4 separate regions of the Mus musculus genome follow, and all the other regions are linked to region 4. The links are chromatin loops, found by intact Hi-C in ENCODE. Cell type or tissue: left cerebral cortex. All regions are shown on one strand. Region 1 overlaps Gm32834 (a long non-coding RNA gene). Region 2 overlaps Gm32834 (a long non-coding RNA gene). Region 3 holds the start of Gm46414 (a long non-coding RNA gene). Region 4 overlaps Gm46414 (a long non-coding RNA gene).

Region 1 (2,500 bases), 110 kb before region 4:
CTCACACCAGGCTTTCTGAGTGGTTTCTAGCCATTGACTTAGTTCCTTAGGCTTGCATGGGCAAGTACTTTACCAACTGAGCCGTCTCTACTTTTTATTTATTTTTTGATGATAACCACGGAGACTGGGGTGGGATGGAATCTTGCCATTTTGTTTTTCATTTCTCTGGTAACTATAGGTATTGAACATTTTAAAATATATTTGGTTGGCATCATGGGAGAAATGCTTCAAGTTGTTAGTTCAGGAAGTGCTTTCTAGATAGAATCCCAAGACCAGGAAACTATAGCCCTTTTAAGCATAAACACACTAGGAGAAAGATTCAGATTCGCTGGGGGCAGAGAAGGAACACTTGCCTCCCCCTCCCCATGAGCTGGGGTTTTGGGGGCAGCTTGGATTGCTTCAGACACCCTTTTGTGGGGGACATAGGTATCACAGTGATTTGCAAGTGAGAAAACAAGGCACAGAAAGAGGAACTCAAAAGAGCCACACACGGATGATAAATGGAAGAGTTGGCATACTGTCACATGACCATGATCTCGCTTCCGCCCTGCTTGTTCGGCTGCGGACAGCTCCTACCCAGAGATCCTACTCAGAACCAGCTATTTAACACGTGAAAGGCTCAAGTGCAAATGGGAATTTAAACTTTGCTCACCAAACAGCACCCTGGGGCATTAGCTCAAAAGAGGCAGCATCCAGGCCATGGCATCCCAGGGATACCGGGAGTCTAGCTGTGATGACTGTAAAGTAACCTTAGGACTTTGCGGGGGCGGGGTGGGGTGGGGTGTGGGGTGGGGGGAATCGTTAACTTCTCTGACCCAGGGAGTGGGGCTTTCAGCTGGAACAGAGCCTTCAGACTTTCAGAAGCAGGTTGGCAGCAGACAGAGAACCGAAAACTTAGCCGGGGCTTGCGCGCATGCGCGTGTTTCCAATGACGCTAACTGGAAGACCCTGCTTTGGGTGTGGGTGGCCTGGATTCCCACCTCCACCCCACCCCCACCCCATACACACACAACAACTTCGTTTTGGCTAGGAAAGTGTCTGCAGAGCTTGCATGTGAATATCACAGCCAGTCAGAGCACCACACTTCAGCAACCTGGGGGCGGGGGGCTCTCTGTCAAATTACTCCTCTCAAAGTGTCTTTGTGGATGCCACGCCTGGGAAATCATGGTGGGAGCTGCCTGACGCGGGGCGCTTCATTTCCAGACAGTTCCCAGAGGAGGTAAACTGCGTCATTCAACAGAAATGCCCGGTAGTGTGCCGGGCACTGAGCAACTGAAGGTGGATTGGTTGGTCAGGAGCAAACCTGCCTGCCTCCTGCTGGAACTAGTTTGGTGCGCGCTCCCACTGTGCCCTTGGGCTTCTGAACAAGTGTCTGCAATGTTCTGGAATAAGCTTGCTTCTTCTCCGTCACCAAATGGTTTGGTTAAGGGTGGTGGTGGGACGCGGAGGGTGGAGATGAATTGAGAAGCAGTTGTCGATTTCCTCCTTCTTCCAAACATCAAAGGCAGCGGTGGATGACAAACTGAAGGACAGAGGGTTTGATGATGCAAGAGGAGCCAGCAGCAACCAAGGCCAGCCTCTTGCGGGTGTGGGCAGGGCCTTCTTTACAATGAGTTCACACACACACACACACACACACACACACAGAGAGAGAGAGAGAGAGAGAGAGAGAGAGAGAGAGAGAGAGAGAGAGAGAGACTGCTCTTTCAGAACAGCCCTAGGAGGTTAGCTTCAGACTAAGACAGGAGACAGAGAGTCCTTGATTTTGCCAAGGTTGCACAGCTGGGGAGAAACCCAGCTATGGCTTCACCTTGGCCCTTGTTAGGACTCCTTCCTAGTCCGGTTGCAGTCTCCTGGATCTATTTTGATTACACTGGGAAATTGTGGTATCTTCGGAAGAGGTGGGCTGACCATTCTCCATGGATGACCAACACCTGGTGTGGTGATTAAGGTCATCAAGTTGACTGGATTTAGACCCACCTTCCGATGTGTCTGTGAGGGATTTTCTAAACTGGGCTACTTGAAGTGGGGAAACCATCTCTGAATGTGGGGAGTGCCACCCCATGGGCTGGGGCTCTAGAATGAATAAAAAGGAGAGGGGAACTGAGCACCAGCACCCATGCCTCCCTACTTCCGGGGACCAGCTTCCCCCCACTTCCGGGCTCTAGGCACAGTGGGACCAGCTTTCTCATGCCTCTGCCTTCCTGCTTTCTCTGCAATGATGGGCTAACTCCTTCTTTCCTTAAGTCACTTTTTGCCACAGCAATAAGGACAGCAACTGGTTCCCCTGGAGTGCAGAGATGAAGGGAAAAGGGGGACAGACCCTTGGCAGACCTTTGACCTTGACATTTCCTATGTCTCTGAGCTCTGAGCCAGCATTAGCTGGATTAGAAGATTCTAGATGGAAGCCACGGGATCCCTTTGAGTGGTCCTTGCCCTGAGGGTGGTGGTAGGTCAGGTTGCTCTACTGCAGTGAGGATAACACCGGCATCCTTCCTCT
Region 2 (2,500 bases), 120 kb before region 4:
TTCCAGAGAAAAGGCTGAACTTATTGTAGATAGGCAGCATGGGAGAAAGGAACTCGCTTGAGACAATACTGGGGGCTTGGGTCTTGTGGTCACTCTGCAACTTGACAGACAACCTCAAGCCACTTCCTCTCTGCCGGTACGCACCACTCAGATCTGGGGAGAGATGGCCTTGTATTCGAAGCTGGCCCTGGGCTTGTGGAATGGAGCATGGCCCTGTGTGCCACACGACCCTATTGGGGAGCACGGTGATCCTTTGACTCACTGCCACAGCCTTCACAGGGGAGTTCATTCCGTGACAGCCATCGGCCAACGCCAAGTGACTAAAGTGCCTTGTCCTCATCACCACACTCCTACTCTGTCCTGTAGTCATCCTTGAGGTCAGCCAGGAGTTCCAGGAACTGTTCTTCTCACAGTTTGTGTTTTAGAAAGACGTTGACAGTATTCAGAGACACTCATAGACACGTGTCTGTGTGGTGTGTGCTATGAGAACTCGTGAGATGTGGATTGTGTGCAGCGTTATCTGTAATGAGAAGAGTGTGTGTGTGTGTGTGTGTGTGTGTGTGTGTGTGTGTGCGTGCGCGCGTGCGCAGGTGCTCCCTCTTGTGATATGAGTGTGGTGATTAGTGTGGTATGTGATGTGTGCATCTCAGGAGTGGGTGTGTGTGCATGTGTGAGTGTGCATTTGCACAGTGTGCTTGTATGGTGTTGTATGTGTATGTTTGTGATGTGTGCGGTGTGTAACGTACACGTTTGCATGGTGTTATCTGTAGTGACGTGTGAGTATGTGTATGTAGTGTGATGTATGTGTATGCATGTGTTTATGTGTGATATGGGTATAGTGTGTGGTAAGGTGTGTGATGTGTGTTTATGTGTGTGGTGTTTGTGATACGTGTGAGAGTATGAGGCTATTGTTGGTGTGGACAGCAGCCTTCTCATTCTATTCCGTCTCTCATAATTGAGTTGTTTTAAATGCACCCATGTTAGCTTCATAGTAGAGAAACCCAAACTTGAGGTCTTTATCCTACAGTGACAGCTCGCAGCTGTGTGCCGGCGGCATGTGGGCAGAGCTGTTTGGACTTGGCCTTTGCATTGTAGAATATGATGGAACTTTCCCGTGTCTTTTACTGTGCCGTGTTCTCCCCTCCAGCACCCAGTCAGCCTGCAGCTGTGCCTCCATGGCCTTATGCTGATCTAAAGGACAAGGCAGAGCTGGGCATGTGGCCCAGTGGGTCGAGTGCTTGCCTAGTGTGCACGAGGCCCTAGGTTCCATTTCCAGCACAGTATAAACTGAATATGGCCATGCACAGTGGCAATCCCAGCACTCAAGAGACAGAGAAAAGAGAAAGGGAAGCCATGGTCAGAGCATTGGCCTGCGACGGGGACCTGAGCTGTCTTTGTCACTGTGTGTGATGCCATGCAAGGACCTCTTTAGTTACAGTCCCAGAAGTAGGACAGTTGACTCATAGGCTGGATCTATTTTTAGTTCTTTTTTTTTTCTTTCTTTCGTAGCATCTGTACTTCTTTATATTCCTACCAAAAATGTCTAAGAATTCCTTTTTCCTCCCGGTCTTAGTCACTGTTTTGTTGCTGCAGAGAAACCTCATGACCAACCCTTATGAAGGCAAGCCTTTAACTGAGGGCTGGCCTACAGTTCCAGAGGTTTAGTTCATTGTCACCATGGCAGGGAGCATGGCAGCAGGCATGTCCTTGGAGAAGTCCCTGGAAGCTGCATCCTGATCTGCAGGCAGAGAGGAAGACACCGGGCTTGGCATGGGCTTTTGAAACCTCAAAGCCTATCTCCCATGATGCCCTGCTTCCAACAAGGCCACCCCTCCCCCAAGTCCTTCTAATCCTTTCAAGTAGTGCCACTCCCTGGGGACTAAAGCATTTAAAGATAGGAACCCACAGGGGCCATACTTATTCAAATGGCCAGACCCCATTTTTCCCACTTGCATTTATTGATTCATTTATGTTAATTTTGTGGGGTGTGTGTGTGTGTGTGTGTGTGTGTGTGTGTGTGAAGTGGGGTTGTGAAAAATGTGTGAACATGTGTCCTTATGCATGTAGACACTACTAGGTATCTTCCTCAATCACTCACTATCTTATTTATGGATTTTAAGATATTTTTATTAGTTCTTTGAGGAAATTTATATATTTTGGCCATATTCACCCTCTCCACTCTTCTCAGATCCATCCCCCACCTCCTTACCTCCCCCCCCAATTTCATGTTCTCTTTTAAAAATATTTAATAATCCATTCACCCTAAGTTGTGCTGTCCACAGACTTCTAGATGTGGAGCTAACCACCAGAATCTGGTTGACCTACCAGGAGCCACAGCTTTAACAAAACCGACTCTTCCTCCTTCAGAAGCCACCAACTGCCAATAGCTCCTCAGTTAGGGGCGGGACTTAGGGATCCCTTCTCACTCCTCCCTAGAATGTTAAGTTGTTTTGTGCAGGCAGCCAAAGACAGTGTGAACATTCATGGGTCCTGTCCTGGT
Region 3 (2,500 bases), 81 kb after region 4:
CATAGAGGCCAGAGTCAACCTTAAGTACTATCTTCAGGTGGCATCCACTCTGAGTCACAATGTCTCAGTGAACTGGAACTCACCGAGTGAGTGGCCTAAGCCACTCTCACCCCTAAAATTACAAGCACAAACTACCACACTCGGTATGAGTTCTGGATATCAGACGCAGGTCCTCGGGCGTGCAGGACAAGTCCTTTACGGACTGAGACATCACTCCAGCCTCCAGAACGTTTCTCATTTGTAAAAAATTGAATATGCTTTTTATATAAGCCTCCTGCCTGCCTTCCCCAGAGGAGGATTGGTACAGAGAAGGGACCAATTTACAACTGTCACATCACTAGAAGGACAGAGCTTTGTGTTAAATCCAAGAAGCTACCCCTCCCCCCCCCCCAGGCTAGGCCACTTCTAATTAACTACCAACCTGGCATCTTGGTCCCTACGCTGGCCACACTAGGTAGGAGCGGCTGGGGATGAAAACTTTCAGGCTTCTTATGGCTCTGTGCTTCTCTTCAGATGAACCGAATCAGAAGCACCGAACAGTTCGGAAATCTGTAGGAGAAAAGCATTTGCCATGTTAGCGTGACAGCCTGCGTTCAATCCCCGTCCCCCTGTGTAAAATAGCTGGGTGTGTTGCCATGTGTTTGGAGTGGATCCAAGAGGCTTGAGGGCCAGCGGGCCTAGCCACGACAGCGAGCCCCTGGTCAGTAATCTCAGAGAACGAGGTGGTGGCTCCTGAGGAGCAGTGCTGAGGTTGGTCACAGGCCTTTGCAGGCACGTGCAGACATGTGAACACACGGGAGAACATGTGTGAACACATGTGAGCACACAGATTCTCAAGGTCTGGTCCCAGCTCTCTGGCAACATGTCCAATAATGACCCAGCTCGGCGCTGCTCTCCCTTCTGTGTGTGGATCAAGGCATACGGGAGAAGCCCCTCTCGCTGTCTTGGGAGTCTCCTCTTTTCTCCCCGTCCTCTCCTTTGTTTTGCTTCCCTCCTGCCTTGCTTCTCTGTTCTTCGCCTATCTTCACTCTGTCTCCATCCTTTGCTTTGCCCCGACCCATCCTCCAATCCCTGACCACACATCCTGGGAGCCCCACAGAACAAGGCTGCTCTGTTCACATTCTTTATTCGGTAGCAGGCTGCCATCTCAAGGGCGTCGCAGACACTTCACAGACACTGCCTTGGGTCAGGCATCGCCAGAGTCTCAATTAGCAAATAGCTGTCCAGGAACTCCAGGCTACTACCCCTAGACAAGCAACTCACAGAAATTTTAAAATACTAAAACCGTTTGTATTTACAGCATAAACTATCTATCATAGTATAAAGGAGGCAAAAGAATGAGCCCTAAAATTTCTGAACGATACTTTCTAATGTCTTCAGTTAAAATATATAGTTTCGTTTATTTTGTGTACTGCTCAACACGCGAAGCTAGCGACTGACTAGAAAGCAAGCAGGTGAGCCAGTGCAGACGCCTATTGACGTTCCTTCACAAAGAAAACTACATTTCCCAGCTTTCCTTGTAGTTAGCTGAAGACCCGGTGACTGAGTGCTGCTGGCCAATGGAAAGCAAGTAAAAAATAGACATTTTGAGAGCTGATTTCTCAATACACCTCCCAGGTTTTTCTTCTTCTCTGCAGCTGTGAGATGTGGGAAGAGCACTCAGGGCTTGCTGCGCTGTGTGGTAAATGGCATCTGGCTTCTGTCGTGTTAATTCACTGCGAGAGAATTCATAGTTTGTTACCGCAAGGCACTCAAACCTATTGCCTCATACGTCCGAAAACTCTAGCTGACAACTTTAATAATGCGTTGTTCATAATGAAACCTAAGTGTGAATTTTGAGGGTTCTTGATTTGGTTGAGGGACCTGCCAGTAGATTCAGCAATATCCCAAAAGCATCAGCAAGAAAAGAAAAAATACCCAAGTTAGAGTTGGTTAAGATTTTAATTTTGTGCATCAAGGTAGATTATGGAGAAAATGAGAAGAAAGCTGAAGAATGGGAGACCATATTTGCCAAGGAGGTATTTAACAGGGACTTGGCACCTAGACTTCTGTCTACCCTTTAGCCCTACGGCTTATTGAAGGCAGTGGATCATTTGAAACCCAATTGGGAACCAGAAACACCAAAAGAAATCTTAAAGCTGGACAACAAAACCCAGTCAAGAAATTGTCAAAAAGTGTCTGTAAGATGGCTCAGGGAATTTTTTTATTAGATATTTTCTTTATTTATATTTCAAATGCTATCCCAAATAGTTCCCTATACCCTCCCCCCACCCTGCTCCCCTACCCACCCACTCCCACTTCCTGGCCCTGGCATTCCCCTGTACTGGGGCATACAAAGTCTGCAATACCAAGGAACATCTCTTCCCAATGATGGCCGACCAGGCCATCTTCTGCTACATATGCAGCTAGAGACACCAGCTCTGGGGGTACTGGTTAGTTCATATTGTTGTTCCACCTATAGGGTTGCAGACCCCTTCAACTCCTTGGGTGCTCTCTCCAG
Region 4 (2,500 bases):
GGAGGATGCAGCCATCTGCCTGCCCAGGATTCCATGGCAACCGTGTGGCTTGCATGATGGGAGACTTGCAAAGGGTAGCCCGGCTCCCTCTCCCCAGCTTGGCTGCTTCTTCCTGGATTCTGTGCAGAGGGATTTCCAAAGCCCTGGGTTCCATCCCCAGTACCACATAAACCAGGCATGGCGGTCCATCCTTCAACCCCAGCGTTCAAGTGATGGAGACAGGAGGAACAGAAATTCAAGGTCATGCTGGACTACATCAAGAGTTTGAGGCCAGCCTGAGCTCCGTAAGAACCTGCCTAAAACAAACAAACTGGTGTAGAGAGGTGGTTCAGCCCTTACCACCAGGCCTGACACCTGAGTTTCATACCCAAAGCTCACAGGGTATAAGGGGAGAACTATCTCAGAAGGTTGTCTTCTGACTTCCATGTGTACACCAACACACACACACACACACACACACACACACACACACACCATAATATAAATAAATAAATGTAAAAAAAATTTTAATCAAGCAAACAACAGCAAGAAAGAAAGAAAAAGAAAGAAAGAAAGAAAGAAAGAAAGAAAGAAAGAAAGAAAGAAAGAAAGAAAGAAAGGAGAGGAAGGAAGGAAGGAGAGGAAGGAAGGAAGGAAAGAAGGAAGGAAGGAGGGAAGGAAGGAAGGAAGGAAGGAAGGAAGGAAGGAAGGAAGGAAGCTGTCAACACTGCTACTAACTCTGGCTCTCTCCCAGGCTGGGGCTACAGCTCAAGGATAGAACTCAGGTTCTGCATGTACAAGGCATAGGCCCCGCCCTTGCTAACCACAACTGTACAGTTCGACAGAGGCTATGAGTGATCTGCCTCCATCGCTAGCTCTCTGGGCTTCTCTGCAGGCTATCCCTCTCCTTCATCAGTGGTTATTAGCAGGGCTGTTCTCTCTTCATGGCTGAGTGTGAAGGGCTACATCGCTTGTCTTCCATCAGCGGCTACTGCTATTTCTTGCTCATGAGTTGCTAGGCAACGGTACCCATTCTTCTTGTCTCCATTCCGAATTTTCTTCTTATTTATTTTTTTATATCTCCTCCTTGCATGGCTACTCTCTGCAATATAGAATTCTGTCACTAGAGAAAGCAGATGTTCCCTTTAGCGATCCTCAAGATCTATTTATACTTCAAAAAAAAAAAAGAAAAAAAAGAATTCCAATCCTGTCTTCTTTAGCAAGGCTCAATTTCTTCCTGTCTTCCCATAGGAGCCAAGGTTCCTAGTCTGCCCCAGTTGCACAAACAGAAGAGCAGTATTTCTTTAACCTTCTATTCATCAGCCTCGCCATGTCCTTTCATTCTTCCAAGATGTTCTGACTTCCTCATATCTCATTTCTTTCTTTTCAAAGATACAAAGCTGTCTTGGACACACACCACAGCCTAACACACGTTCTGCTCTTAGAGAGACTTGATATCCCCACAGGGAAAGGACCCCACCTGCATTCTGACTGCTATGGTTCAGATGTGGTTTGTTTCCCAGGGGTGTATGTTGGGAACTTGGCCATCATCCTGACAACGTGAGAGGTGGTGATACTTATAGAAATGGAGTCTAATGGTAAGTCCTTGAGCTGTTGAGACTTGCCTGTGGAAGGAAGTTCTTGTCTCCTGAGTTCTCGCCAAAGTCTTTTTCTGATTTCTCTTTCAAAGCATGATCTCTGACTCCCTCAGCTGCCTGTCTTCCACTGTTGAGTTCCCAGCCAGAGATTGAGCCAATAAGACCTTCCAGGTTCTAACACTACAAACTGAAGAAACCTCTTCTTCATAAATTGTCTGCATCAGGTGTTTTGTGACAGCAATGAAGCCAGACTAATACACTCTTCATCTAACCCTTTGACCTTGAGAGGAAGCAAATTTAAAGTAGCTCACTAGATCCCCCAACAAGTCTATGCAGTATTCTCCTTTGTCCTCTCTGAGATGTGTGCAAATGTGCAGGTTCAAGTTCATACTCCTGATTATTTATCTAGAAGACAGCCTCTCAACTGCTTCTTCTCCCTGGCTCAATCCCCCTGGACTTCAATTCTCTGAATCAGGCAGCCCTGTGCTTTCAGACATCTGAATTCTTGCTAAGATGACTATTGTTTTAGAACAAGTTTGAGATTGCTTTCTGTTGCCACCAGAGACAGTTTAGGGGAAGAAAGGATTTATTTGGCTTACACTTCTAGGTCACAGTCCAACATTGAGGGAAATCTGGGCAAGAACTCTCAACCAGGAGCTTGAAGTAGAAACCATGAGGGAACACTGCTTGCTGACTGGCTCACTGACTTATACTTAGCTACTTCTCCTAGATAACCCAGGAACACCTGTCCAGGGAATGGTGCTGCCCACAGTGGGCTGAGCCCTCCCACATCAATTAACAATCAGGACGATCTCCTACAGACGTGCTGCTAGACCAATCCAATCTAGGCAGTTTCTTACTTGAGGCTTCTCTTCACAGAAGGCTCTAGGCTGGATTAAGCTGAGAGCTGAAGATATTTTTAT

What was found. A loop is a pair of places that touch in the nucleus more often than their neighbours do. Peaks named below come from ENCODE experiments on the same cell type or tissue, not always from the same donor. Only the 100,000 strongest peaks of a DNase experiment are listed, where the experiment ranks them.
Region 1: a loop joins it to region 4, with 2.7 times the contacts of the local background. A loop is called at or near these places in 11 of 42 quality-filtered maps.
Region 2: it touches region 4 in a loop (2.9-fold over the local background); 13 of 42 quality-filtered maps call a loop at or near these places.
Region 3: a loop joins it to region 4, with 2.3 times the contacts of the local background. A loop is called at or near these places in 3 of 42 quality-filtered maps.

The regions. Positions count from the first base shown.
Region 1 is chr13:51,399,391-51,401,890 of GRCm38, reverse strand. All of the region lies in intron 1 of Gm32834 (a long non-coding RNA gene), which reads left to right. Among named protein-coding and RNA genes, the nearest start is that of S1pr3, 8.0 kb to the left of the region's middle. In left cerebral cortex, no CTCF peak of the experiment used is centred here; DNase peaks (open chromatin) are centred at 511, 944 and 1,305; H3K4me3 peaks cover 967 bases; H3K27ac peaks cover 914 bases.
Region 2 is chr13:51,403,760-51,406,259 of GRCm38, reverse strand. All of the region lies in intron 1 of Gm32834 (a long non-coding RNA gene), which reads left to right. Among named protein-coding and RNA genes, the nearest start is that of S1pr3, 3.6 kb to the left of the region's middle. In left cerebral cortex, no CTCF peak of the experiment used is centred here; DNase peaks (open chromatin) are centred at 1,088 and 1,509; H3K27ac peaks cover 977 bases.
Region 3 is chr13:51,207,208-51,209,707 of GRCm38, reverse strand. It overlaps Gm46414 (a long non-coding RNA gene), which reads right to left and starts at 1,067. Exons shown (of 5, transcript XR_001780947.2): 1 at 422-1,067. In left cerebral cortex, a CTCF peak has its summit at 1,161; DNase peaks (open chromatin) are centred at 1,121 and 1,569; H3K4me3 peaks cover 544 bases; H3K27ac peaks cover 1,322 bases.
Region 4 is chr13:51,288,634-51,291,133 of GRCm38, reverse strand. The region is part of intron 2 of Gm46414 (a long non-coding RNA gene); the gene reads right to left. Among named protein-coding and RNA genes, the nearest start is that of Gm46414, 81 kb to the right of the region's middle. In left cerebral cortex, a CTCF peak has its summit at 1,081; DNase peaks (open chromatin) are centred at 24, 950, 1,251 and 1,475; H3K27ac peaks cover 1,333 bases.